Regions from separate parts of the Homo sapiens genome. Here region 1 is linked to region 2. The links are chromatin loops, found by intact Hi-C in ENCODE. Cell type or tissue: sigmoid colon. All regions are shown on one strand. Links, peaks and the distances in the headings refer to the core of each region. The heading gives the core; the rest is flanking DNA.

What was found. Peaks named below come from ENCODE experiments on the same cell type or tissue, not always from the same donor. Only the 100,000 strongest peaks of a DNase experiment are listed, where the experiment ranks them.
Region 1: a loop joins it to region 2, with 2.3 times the contacts of the local background. A loop is called at or near these places in 2 of 110 quality-filtered maps.

What each region holds. Positions count from the first base shown.
Region 1 is chr5:78,763,622-78,768,953 of GRCh38, reverse strand. LOC124900191 (a long non-coding RNA gene) reads left to right here. Exons shown (of 5, transcript XR_007058832.1): 2 at 902-1,112; 3 at 2,090-2,196. Among named protein-coding and RNA genes, the nearest start is that of LHFPL2, 120 kb to the right of the region's middle. RefSeq lists an enhancer at 4,985-5,204. In sigmoid colon, for the core only: no CTCF peak of the experiment used is centred there; a DNase peak (open chromatin) is centred at 2,624.
Region 2 is chr5:78,544,819-78,550,230 of GRCh38, reverse strand. All of the region lies in intron 3 of LHFPL2 (LHFPL tetraspan subfamily member 2), which reads left to right. Among named protein-coding and RNA genes, the nearest start is that of LHFPL2, 100 kb to the left of the region's middle. RefSeq lists enhancers at 662-711, 812-861, 3,080-3,239. In sigmoid colon, for the core only: no CTCF peak of the experiment used is centred there; DNase peaks (open chromatin) are centred at 1,080, 2,340 and 2,830; H3K27ac peaks cover 2,531 bases.

The sequences.
Region 1 (5,332 bases), core at 83-5,082, 220 kb before region 2:
TCTAATCCCAGTGACTCAGAAAGCTGAGGAAGGAAAATCACTTGAACCCGTGAGATGGAGGTTGCAGTGAGCTGAGATTGCGTCACTGCACTCCAGCCTTGGTGAGAGAAAGACTTTATCTCAAAAAAAAAAAAAAAAAAGTTAAGTAGCGAAGCCAGAGTCATTATGTCCACCACCCCTCTTACTGTTTGGGATGAGGCAAAGTCCCTGCTTCTCAGGCAACAGTTTTGGGGAGTCACCTTCTGAAGACAGGACCTGACTGGGGCTGCTGTGGGCTTCCGCTGATGGTGCTTTTAGAATATGTCATCCCGGCTGGGGCGGGTGGCTCATGCCTGTAATTTTAGCACTCTGGGAGGCCAAGGTGGGTGGATCACGAGGTCAAGAGATCGAGACCATCCTGCCCAACATGGCGAAACCCCATCTCTACTAAAAACACAAAAATTAGCTGGGTGTGGTGGCGGGTGCCTGTAGTTCCAGCTACTCAGGAGGCAGAGGTAGGAGAATCGCTTGAACCTGGAGGCAGAGTTTGCAGTGAGCCGAGATCGGGCCACTGCACTCCAGCCTGGATGACAGAGCGAGACTCTATCTCAAAAAAAAAAAAGAGAATATGTCATCCTGGTGATCACCCCAGTCCAAAACATCTAGTTACTAAGCAAAGCCAAACTAGGTCCAGCTAACCCATCCCCAGATGGCGGGAGACAGCCTCTCTTGGGACAGGGAAGGCATTGAGCAGTAAGCAGTGGGTGCCATTAGCCCTTCCCTTTGTTACTAAGGTTTTATCCATAACATCGTCAGTGAGTAGAGATTGACCTTACTTTTACCAGTACTTATTATACATTTTTAAGATTCTTGCTGGATTGACAGACTTTAAAATGTTAATTTGTGTTTCTTTCACTGCCAGATGTTTGCACTTTTCCATGTGTTTATTGGCCCCCATGGCTCTTTCCTGAGTGGCCTGACCAGCCCTCTCCCCCAGTCTCCTGGGCCCCATAGTAGAGGGAGCAGAAGAGGGTGGGAAGGAGCCCCAGCTGGGAGGAGACAGGAAGGAAAAACCAGCCTTTGTTTGAACCTGAACCCTCGTCCCAGGCTGGCTACCAGTCCTCCTGTTCCAGGTGGGCATTCTGAGCACACAGCTGTCTCTGATTTCTATTTTGTGTCTGGAATTGTGGCAGGAGGTGAGGAAAAATGAAGAGGTAGCCAGAGAATAGTCAAGGTCCTTTTCCTTTCTATGGACAGAGCCAAAGTGAGACTTGTGAGCACATTGGAAAGGCTACTCACTTGGTGATCCTTCAAAGTGATCTTTTTTTTTTTTTTTTTTTTTTTGAGACAGAGTTTCACCCTGTCATCCAGGCTGGAGTGCAGTGGCACAATCGTGGCTCACTGCAACCTCTGCCTCCCAGGTTCAAGCAGTTCTCCTGTCTCAGCCTCCTGAGTAGCTGGGATTACAGGTACACAGCACCACACCCAGCTAACTTTTGTATTTTTAGTACGGAAGAGGTTTCACCGTGTTGGCCAGGCTGATCTCAAACTCCTGACCTCAGGTGATCCACACACCTCAGTCTCCCAAAGCGCTGGGATTACAGGCATGAGCCACTGCACCTGGGCAATGTTCTTTTAATGTTGGGACATTAATATTGGAATAAGGGCCCTGCTGGGAAGAGCTAGAGAGGGAAGGCCACTGGGCGCTGCCCAGTCCTTGCCCTCTGATCCAAGCACACAGGTCTGGTCCCAGTTGGAACACCCTTTGGCAAAAGGAAAGCCCTACAGATAACTGACTGCCTTTTTTAGAAAGCAATTTAACAACCACTTATTTCTTACTAAGAGTAGCCCTTGGGACCATCTCACCCTCACTGCCAAGGGTCTTACTCCACCCAACCCCACACAGGCTTTCCCTGAGAGGGGTTCTGAGGATCTCTGGGGATGGTGCTTTGATGCCTTCTGGCCCTTCTACTTGGGTTGGCCCATCCCTGAGTCTGGATCAGTTCTGGGAACCCCTGAGCCCCTTTTCTTTTGAGCAAGGCTCAGTGCAGGAGGTCATGCCTTCTGTATAAACACCTTATTATAATGAAAACTTTCATTCAATTTTTAGCCTTCCTTTTCCAGTATGAATAATCCCAGTTTCTTTCATCTGAACTCCTGAACCTCCTTCAGCTCTTCCAGTCCACCAGCACCCTCGTGATTCTGGGCTTAACACAGGTGAGTCCCTTGGTGCAGTTCATTCTTCTCTTTTCTCTTTGCTTGACTAACGCATCCTTCAGGTTTAAGCTGAAAGGCCCCTTTCCCTGGGAAGGTTTTCCTAACCCCGCTGAACTGGAATGGGAGTTCCTGACTCACGCATCTCCCATAGGAGTGGTCATCACACTGTATTGTTAATCAGTAGAAATGGCCCGTGTCTGCTTTGTTTCATGGAATATCTGCCTCAGAGCAGGGCTTGGCTTAGGTAATACTAGTAGGATGAGTGTTCGATTTGTTGAATTCCAAGGACCTAACCACCTTCTGATTTTAGGATGACATTTTAGTCCTTGATTTCCCTCTGGTTCTTGTTCCAAACCCTGACGTTCTGCCTGCAGACCCTGCATTCTCAGCCTCCAGGCAGCTCCACCCTGCTGCCTGCTCTAGGGAAGTCTGTATCTGGAGCTTCAAAGGGCTTGTTCTCTATTAGCTGGGAGGGCTTCAGCACATTCGTCAAATCAGGGCGGACTATTACACTATCCAGACTCCTCAGGCAAGTTTTGTTTACCCTGGGATCTCCTCCAAGATATAAGCTTATGGCTTCAAACACTTTTTATGGTCTCCAGATTTGAACAGACTCAGATTTTCCCCCTTCATCTTCCAATCCTTCCCTAAGATTTTCCCCCTTCGTTTGTTCATGCTTTTTTACAAATGCTTTTCCACGTGTGACTTCCCTGCAGAAAACTGGCTCCATCACTTATACCTGGTGCTGAGATTAGTCTTGCAAATGCCGAGGACTAGTTACAAAGGGCAGGTGATGTGCTTCCTGATGCTGTTTAGTTATCAATCCATGTTTACAGAGGCGTTCCTTCTTCCACAGGGTGGGTGTGGGTGTTCTTTTGATTTAGACACAGTGAAGATAAACTAGTGGTTTCCTTAAGGAAAGTGAAGTTGGAAAAAAAATGTAAGGCAGGAGTTGAGGTTAAAGAAGACACAAGCTTGGTCTCCTATGTGTAGACTAAGATAGCTTGAGTCTTGGTGGTCACAGAGGCCAAACTCGTCTTGGCCCCTCCCTTACCTTCCCTTTCAGAACGTTCCAATTGCTTCTGGGTTCTGTGGCTCAACATACTCCCCCCGGTTATCCATGTCTCCTGCGTACTCTGCCCGCTCCAGTTAGTCCTTGCCTCCAACTTAGCTGAGAGCCATTTAAAGTATGCCACCTCCCTGGATGCTGGCAGAGGTTCCTGGTTATCCCAGTATTCAATATCTAAGCCCCAAAGTCATAAGGTGGCATGGGGAAGCAGAAGTTGTTACAGCACAGTGTTGACTGATGAACTTACCTGCCATTTATAAAAGGTATCCAAATGCAAACACCCCATCCTCGTTAAACTTGCCTCCTCCCTCTAGCCGGCCGCCTCATGCTCCTTGTCAGCCATCCTCCCACTGATTTCCCAGCGCTGTAACCATACAGAAATATGACGCAAAGCAAATGCACTTTTTTTATGCAGTGGGCAGTGAAGTTAGAGAACTACTCAATCATGGGTAAGCCCATGGACAAAGAAGAATCTGGCAGAATTAGAGCAGCTAACAGAGGGAAAATTGACAAGGATGTGACAAAAAAGCCTCTTCAAAAGAAGGTGATTTGAATATCAAAGGTGGAAGAGAGGCCCTCAGGAAATTATGAAACTCTTGAATATTTTTGCAAAAGTATTCCTCTTCATCTTCCTGCCTTTGAATGTGAAATAAAGGAAAACATAATGTGTTGTCATATCATTTTATCAAACAGCTAAAGCCCCATATAATTGACTCATTCTTTTTTCAGTCTCAGAATTGTGCACAATCATATATACCATATCTGTTTTATAAAATAGATAAAGTAAATGTATTTTTATGATTTTGAGTTTTGTTCAGAGATAAGTTTCCAATCTAACCCTTTTTGTCCTATTTACTGTGGCAGTTTGGATGAGGTTGCAGGTAGGGAGGTATGTGAGACTGAAGGCAGGTCTAAGGAAGGAGAAAGAGTATTTTAAGCAGAAGAAACAGCTAACAGGATATGGAATGGAACTTATCCTGTTGTCTCAGGTGTTGGCCAAAGCTTCAAAGTTGGAGTCAGTGGGTAATAAGCACTCCTACATTCTAAAGAGAGGTGCTAAAAGAATCCCATTGGACTTGCTAACGAGAGGCTAGAGGTTCATGGAGAGTTCCTTGAAGGGAATGTGTAAGAGGAGCAAGCTTTGCTTTTTCCTTCCTTTTCCATGGGGAAGGGGATCCCCTCCCCCAAAGCAAGCAAAGAGGGGTCCAAGAGAACCTCGGGTTTAGGGAGATCCTTGCAAGGAGAGACAAACTCTCATTTTATGGACAGAAGCTTGTTGAGTGGTGAAAACATTTCAGCCCGCATAGTGCTACTACCAGAGTTGCGAATGCCAAAGGTCTTGGGAGAGCTTGCCATGTGTCCCCTGGAGTCTGGGGGCATGATGACTGGCACCTGGCTCTCGAGAGCTGTGAAAGCAGGAGCCAGGTGGAGCCAGGAGGCAGGGTAAGAAGAGAGAGGGCAGCTGGGTAGCAAGATGCCATTTGAAAGTGTCAAAAGGCAAATTACAACACGTTTAGTTTAAAGATCTACTTGGCTTTTATTAGTGAATCTAGAAGTGGGCAACATCTCATTCAATAAAATACAATGAGTGTTCTGATGAGCTGAGCAGAAGAGGTTAACTTTATGGACAGAAAAGGGCTGAAGAGAGCAGAAATGGGGAACAAAAAGTGGATTGGTTAGCATCAGGTTACTTTCGGTTACTTTCCTTGGAAGGATTAAAGCAGAGGGGACTTCCTTGTCATGTCGGCTAAAACTGGCCTGTTTGGGGATTTGGCTGTAATCTCTCCTGGTTTCTCAGAAGGTCAGATAAACAGCAACATTTGGTGATGTGGAACTTTAGCGGGAGTGTTTCCATTTTGGTCTGATCTGTTGGAGCCTAGTACCGGAGCTCAGCCCAAATCAATGGCCTCCTATAAGTTTTACTTAACAAAAAGTTAAGGGCGAGTGGGTTTCCATGGCCCAGTGACAGCCAGAGGTATTAAAGAGAGATACCTGTTGGGGCATAAGTGTCTAGCAGACAGGAACTCAGAGATAGAGGGCATAGGACCCAAGGCAAGAAGTCCCTGT
Region 2 (5,412 bases), core at 125-5,124:
CTTTTCTTTTCAAAGGAGTAGAAAATTGTATGGGAGGCTCCAGATTGGTGGCCAACAGGCAGGTAAGAAGTAGCGTGGTTTGCTAGTGGTCCAGTAGCCTGTGTGCAAGCTTGGCCTCCTGATCCACTATGGGTTATATTATTTATTGTTATTGAATTTCAAACGTGGAATTTATTCAGAGTGAATTGTAACATTTGTTCTGTAGGAATCAAGACTTCTGTCAATGCTCAGAAATACTGTACCTGAAGAAAACAACCCCCAGTTTTTTGCATATAACTTCTAGGAAAGTTTTTCAAGGATCAAGATGATTTTGAGTGGAAGTTTCTTAATGTCTAATTACTGGAGAGCTGCACTGTGGTGACCTTTAGAGTCATAACCCCCACTCAGGAATTACCATATTGTGTGCTACTTCCACATATTGGAAGGTATTTTAGACATGGATGCAACATTTATGGGACATGTATTAAGGCAGCAAGACAAAATATATTCAACTGGAACTGTTCTAAAAATCCAGAACTCATGACCAGACTTTCCAAAATCGTGTTACAGGAAAGTGGTCTTCCTCCGCCTCTATAAACTTACTCCTGATGAAAGAAAATCGAGCAGAATTTATTGTTATTGGAGGGCTACTCAGAGTCTTCAGCATGCCAATGTGTGTTGTGGCTCTTCAAGGGGATACAGGACTCAGTGTCTGTCCTGGGATTGCTTTGATCTCAGAGTACCTATGGCCCTGCCCCAGAACTCCTATAACTCTGACCCAGTTGGGGAGATGCTGACATGTGGTAGGTTAAAAATGGTTGCACATTCTTTTTCACTCTGCCATTAATAACTGGAGTCTTATTTCCCTGCCCCTTGGGTCTGGGCTGGCCTTCTGACTTCCCTTCATGGCTGAAATGTGGCAGAAGTATTGTGTAAGTTCTAGAGTCTCAGCCTCAAAGGGTCTGACTACTTCCACTTTCACCTTCTTGGAACTCTGCTCTGAGACCTCTGTGTAAGTAAGCCAGTCTCGCCCCAGAAGGATAAGGGGCCTGCAGAGGAGAGCCAAGGTTCCCCTGTTGGCAGGCAGCATTCATGACCAGACACGTGAAGGAAGCCTTTGTGGGCCTTCCTGCGCAGCTGACTAGCTGAAAGCCATCGTGAGCCAGCCCAGGAGAAACCAGCAGAGGAACAGCCAGCCGAACCCTGGGATTGTGAGAAATAATCAGGTATTTTAAGCTATGAAATGTTAAGGCACTTTGTTACTCAACAATAGTTAACAGATACAACCAACATAAGCAGTATCACCCAATAGAAATGCTGATATAAGACAGAAAAATACAATTTTCTTATCTAATCTGATACTTTCTAGGAGGCTTTTCTGGTTTAAATCTAAATTTCTGGATAGGAGTTTTCCAGAAACCTGAATCAGGTGAATAGTTAACAAGCACATAATATGTTTGGCACATGAGGAACAGCACAGAAAATGGCATTTAATCCCAGGGTGCGTGATCCAGCATAAGTCTGCCAGTGCTGCCTAGGAAAGGTGAGGGGAGCTGAGGGAGAAGTTCTAGCCCTCATAGCTGCCCCCAGCAACAGCTTTCCAAGGGCTGACAGCTACCTGTGAGGGTGACCAGTGTCACTTAGGGCTCATTCTGACAGCTGAATAAGATTTACACAGACATGGCTGTAGATACGGCCCTTCTGCTCTGTTTGCTGACCAGCTGTGGGATGGGAGACCTTTCCAGTGTTCCTTTCATAGACCAAGTTTAATTATTACTGGCTCCAGGGGCAAATCTGATTAGCAGATGTCACAGGGGGCCTGTTTTCAGCAGGCCTTTGGTGAGATGCAGAAATGTGAGAGGGCTGCTGGTGGGCGCTCCCCACGGAGGCTGGACAGGCAAGTGCTTGGGACTGGGCCTGGGCCAGCACCAGCTCCTTGGATACAACATCCACTACCTTCTCCATGCCCCAAGGCCGGGTGGAGCTCTTTACGTGGAAGTGCAGACTGTAGCTTATGTACCGTAGCTGGGAGGCCTCTGCATCGCCACATCCAGGCCTTAAAACACTCAGAGCCAAGGATCGTGACAGTCATGCTACAGCCGTGCTGGCCAGAGTGAGTTGGGAAGAACCAGAAGGACCTTGCAGTCATGGGAGCTGGAGCTGGAAAAGACCCACTTGGTCATGAAGGCTCTTCCTCCGTCTCGGCCTGATCATTCCCTCGGGATCCTCCCGAGTGCTTTGTAAATCTGTTTCCGAATGACTCAGGCTGGGAGTCTTCCAGCCATTCCCTGGGGAGATGTAGCGGCCTTTCCTGAGGAGGAAATATTTTCTTCACGATGGGTTGGGATATTTTGTTGGTTGGCTCCAGCCCCAACCCTCCTGGCCAGTCTCCCTCAGACCACCCTGAACAGGCCCCCTGTACCTCTGGGTTCCCACAGTGAGACCTACGTCATGCTTCCGCTGAGCGGCAGTTAAACCGAGGAGGCGGGGCCTGCTTCCTAGTCCTGGTGCTTTCTGAAGCAATGACTTTCTCCAGCTGCTTTGTTATCCTGATCCCCTCCTCTGAATTTCTCAATTTTTTTTTTGTCCCTGTTAATATTTCATACGTGTGGAAACTGTGCTGGTACTTCACAGACATTGGAAGGACTGTGTATTCCACCATGAGAAAGGCATTTTCATTGCAAATTATTTTAAAATTTTGGTGAGGTTTTGATAGATTGGATTGACCTTGGTTTCCATGCCACTGCTCAGTGAGTATAAAGAAGTGTAAATGCACTATGGCTCCTCCAGAAGCCCAGAGTAATGATATCAGACGTCATGTGTGCTGGCTGGCACAGCCATGTAAACACTGTGGTCCTAGGACATTGCTTTTGGGGAGTTGATGTAACTCAATGTGTAGTCAGTAAAACAAAGAAAGGAAGGGTTTGTGTGTCTGCCCAGCCCACAGCCATGTTGGGAACATTTAGGAAGCACAAGATCGTGGTTTGTGGGCTCTGCCTCTGTTGTTACTGATGCAGCCGTGAGATGAGGAGCAGGAGTGCCCCGGTGAGCCTCTTAGGGTTCGGGCTGAGTGGCATTTCTAGGCCATAAGATGGAAATTGGAAGGATGGTTTAGATCAGCGCCCTTCTGAGCCTGTTCCACAGAGTGTTCCACTTTCTAGGGACATTTTAGGAGCTACCTGGAGGTGATGGGGGCCAAGGGGACCCTCCTCAACCCCCTACTTTTTTTTTTTTTTTACCAGTACAGTTCTGCTTTCATCTGTTTCCTATGCAGAACTGGGGTTGTTTGTCAGATTCTGTAAACAGTGTTTCATGCTCAAAAAGAAAGTTTGCAAACCACAGGTTCAGAGGACTGACTTCTAATAAAAACAAACAGAGAGAAACCTCTTTAGCCAGGCAACTAATGATTACATTTCTGGGATCTGCATCGATCAATCCACAGACATTTGGAAGCAGCCAAAAGCAAAGCACTAAACAAATAGATGTTTCTGTGTGACCACTATGTCATCAAGAAACTCGTAGTCAATATACACAGAAGACGCAGACTGTGACCTCTAAGTAGCAAGGAGACAGGAGGCCAGTTCTAGTCATATGTGCAGGTGATTCTGCCAGATTGTGGTGTTCTAAGTAAGCACCAGCAAGTCCTGGAGTCGAGGTTACTGAGAATCATGTGATAAAAAATATCATTTATGGAGAGCTTTCCATTTGTTGATCACTGTTTCTAGGATGCATTGCTCATCCTACAAAATGTAGGTTCTATTATTATCCCTGTTTCATGCATGGGGAAGCTGAGTCTTGAGGTTGAGTGGTTTGCCCAAGGATAAAGTAGTGGGGGTGGGGATAGGCCCTCTTGGCTAGAGCCGATGCCCTTGCATACACTGCTGCCGTGTCCCTCTCATGGTTTTAGTGAGTGGAGTGCCTCAGAACGGCTACTTTGAAAAGTGTCTTTCCTGCCAGAGATGCGGCTTTATGATCAATCCACTCAAAAATTGCCCCATATAAAGTTGAAATTTAATGTTGCATGTAAATGATCTTTATCGTAGAAAAGAGAATATAGAGAAAATAAGCCAGCAGTATAATCTTAACAATGTGTGCAAAAACTACGCAGACATGTACAGCCCTGAAAGTGTGCGTTTGTGCTTGGGTTTAATGGCTCACAGACGGTCACTCCAGAGTTTTTAGTGGTACCGTAGAAATTAGAACTCAGTAAGTAACATGACCAAGGTATAGGAGAGCAACTTTTGCACAGGTTTTAAGTTTTAAAGTTTGGGTATTTTTCTCAGATTGTATCTTAGTTTCTTCATTTCAGCCTCTGTATCATGGCCTTAGCTAAAGACTGAGAAGTAAGGATGAGTCTTTTTGAGGGTCTGCCCTTGACTGACTTCATACCCTTCCAAATGTATATGAACCAGTGTCTTATTCTTTATTCTGGCCAATAAGATTGTTCAGGCGAGTGTCTTAGATTCTGCAGAAAGTTATCTTCGGTCAGTTGACTCTGTTGGAACAAAGTAGGTCTCCTAAAGAGTGAATTTAACAGGCACTTAGGTTTGTTTTGATAGGTGCATTTGGAAAAGCTGGGACTGCTTGAGAAACTATTTCACAGCACATCCAGGTGGCTCGAATGATCGGCCTCCACGCATCACACCAAGTCTTTTTAAACAAGATGAACGCTGTAGTGAGTTCGTCTCATGGAGCAAGTGAGGCCCTCAGGGAGAAACATGAACTTATGTGGGTGCTTGGGAAGTATTGAATAATAACTCTTTCAAGCCATGAGGTCCCCATTTGCCTAGCAGACATTTATGAACAGTACCTTGGTGGCTTAAAAATGTTCATTTTCTTTCCCAAGTGCCTAACTCTCTTCCTGAAAGTAGTGTTTTCATTGAAGGCTTGGACCATGCTGGATCTTCACAGAGAAATCCTACTCTTGATTCTATAGCAGACAATGGTGACTTTGCTGAGATAGAGCCTTCGGTGTTGCCTCCTGATGGGGAATGTGTTGGGTAAGGGGGACATGAAGAAGTGGCTAAGTATCAGCCATCTAATACCCTGCAGATCGTATTGGAGCTGGACGTGAAGAAGCGCTCTCTGCGTGGTTTTGGACCAAATGGCTGTGAAAGTGTATGATCCGCCTCACAGTGACAAGCAGCTTGTCAGTGGTTTCCAAAACATCTGTCTCAAAGTGGCGGTTGAAATTCCTACAAGGGAGTGTTTCCATTCATTGTCCATGAGAAATGAGAGAGAGTGGGAGTGAGTGATGCACGATCCAGAGGAAATGCGTGCACTCTCCACTTGGGATTACAATGCAGATGAATTCCATATTTTGGTTAGGGAATTTTTTCTTTTAAAAAAAGAAAAGACAAGAAAGAAAAGCTTGTCGCTGTCCTGGTTACTGAAAAGCAGACTAAAATGGAGTTAAATGCAGGCTGGAACGTT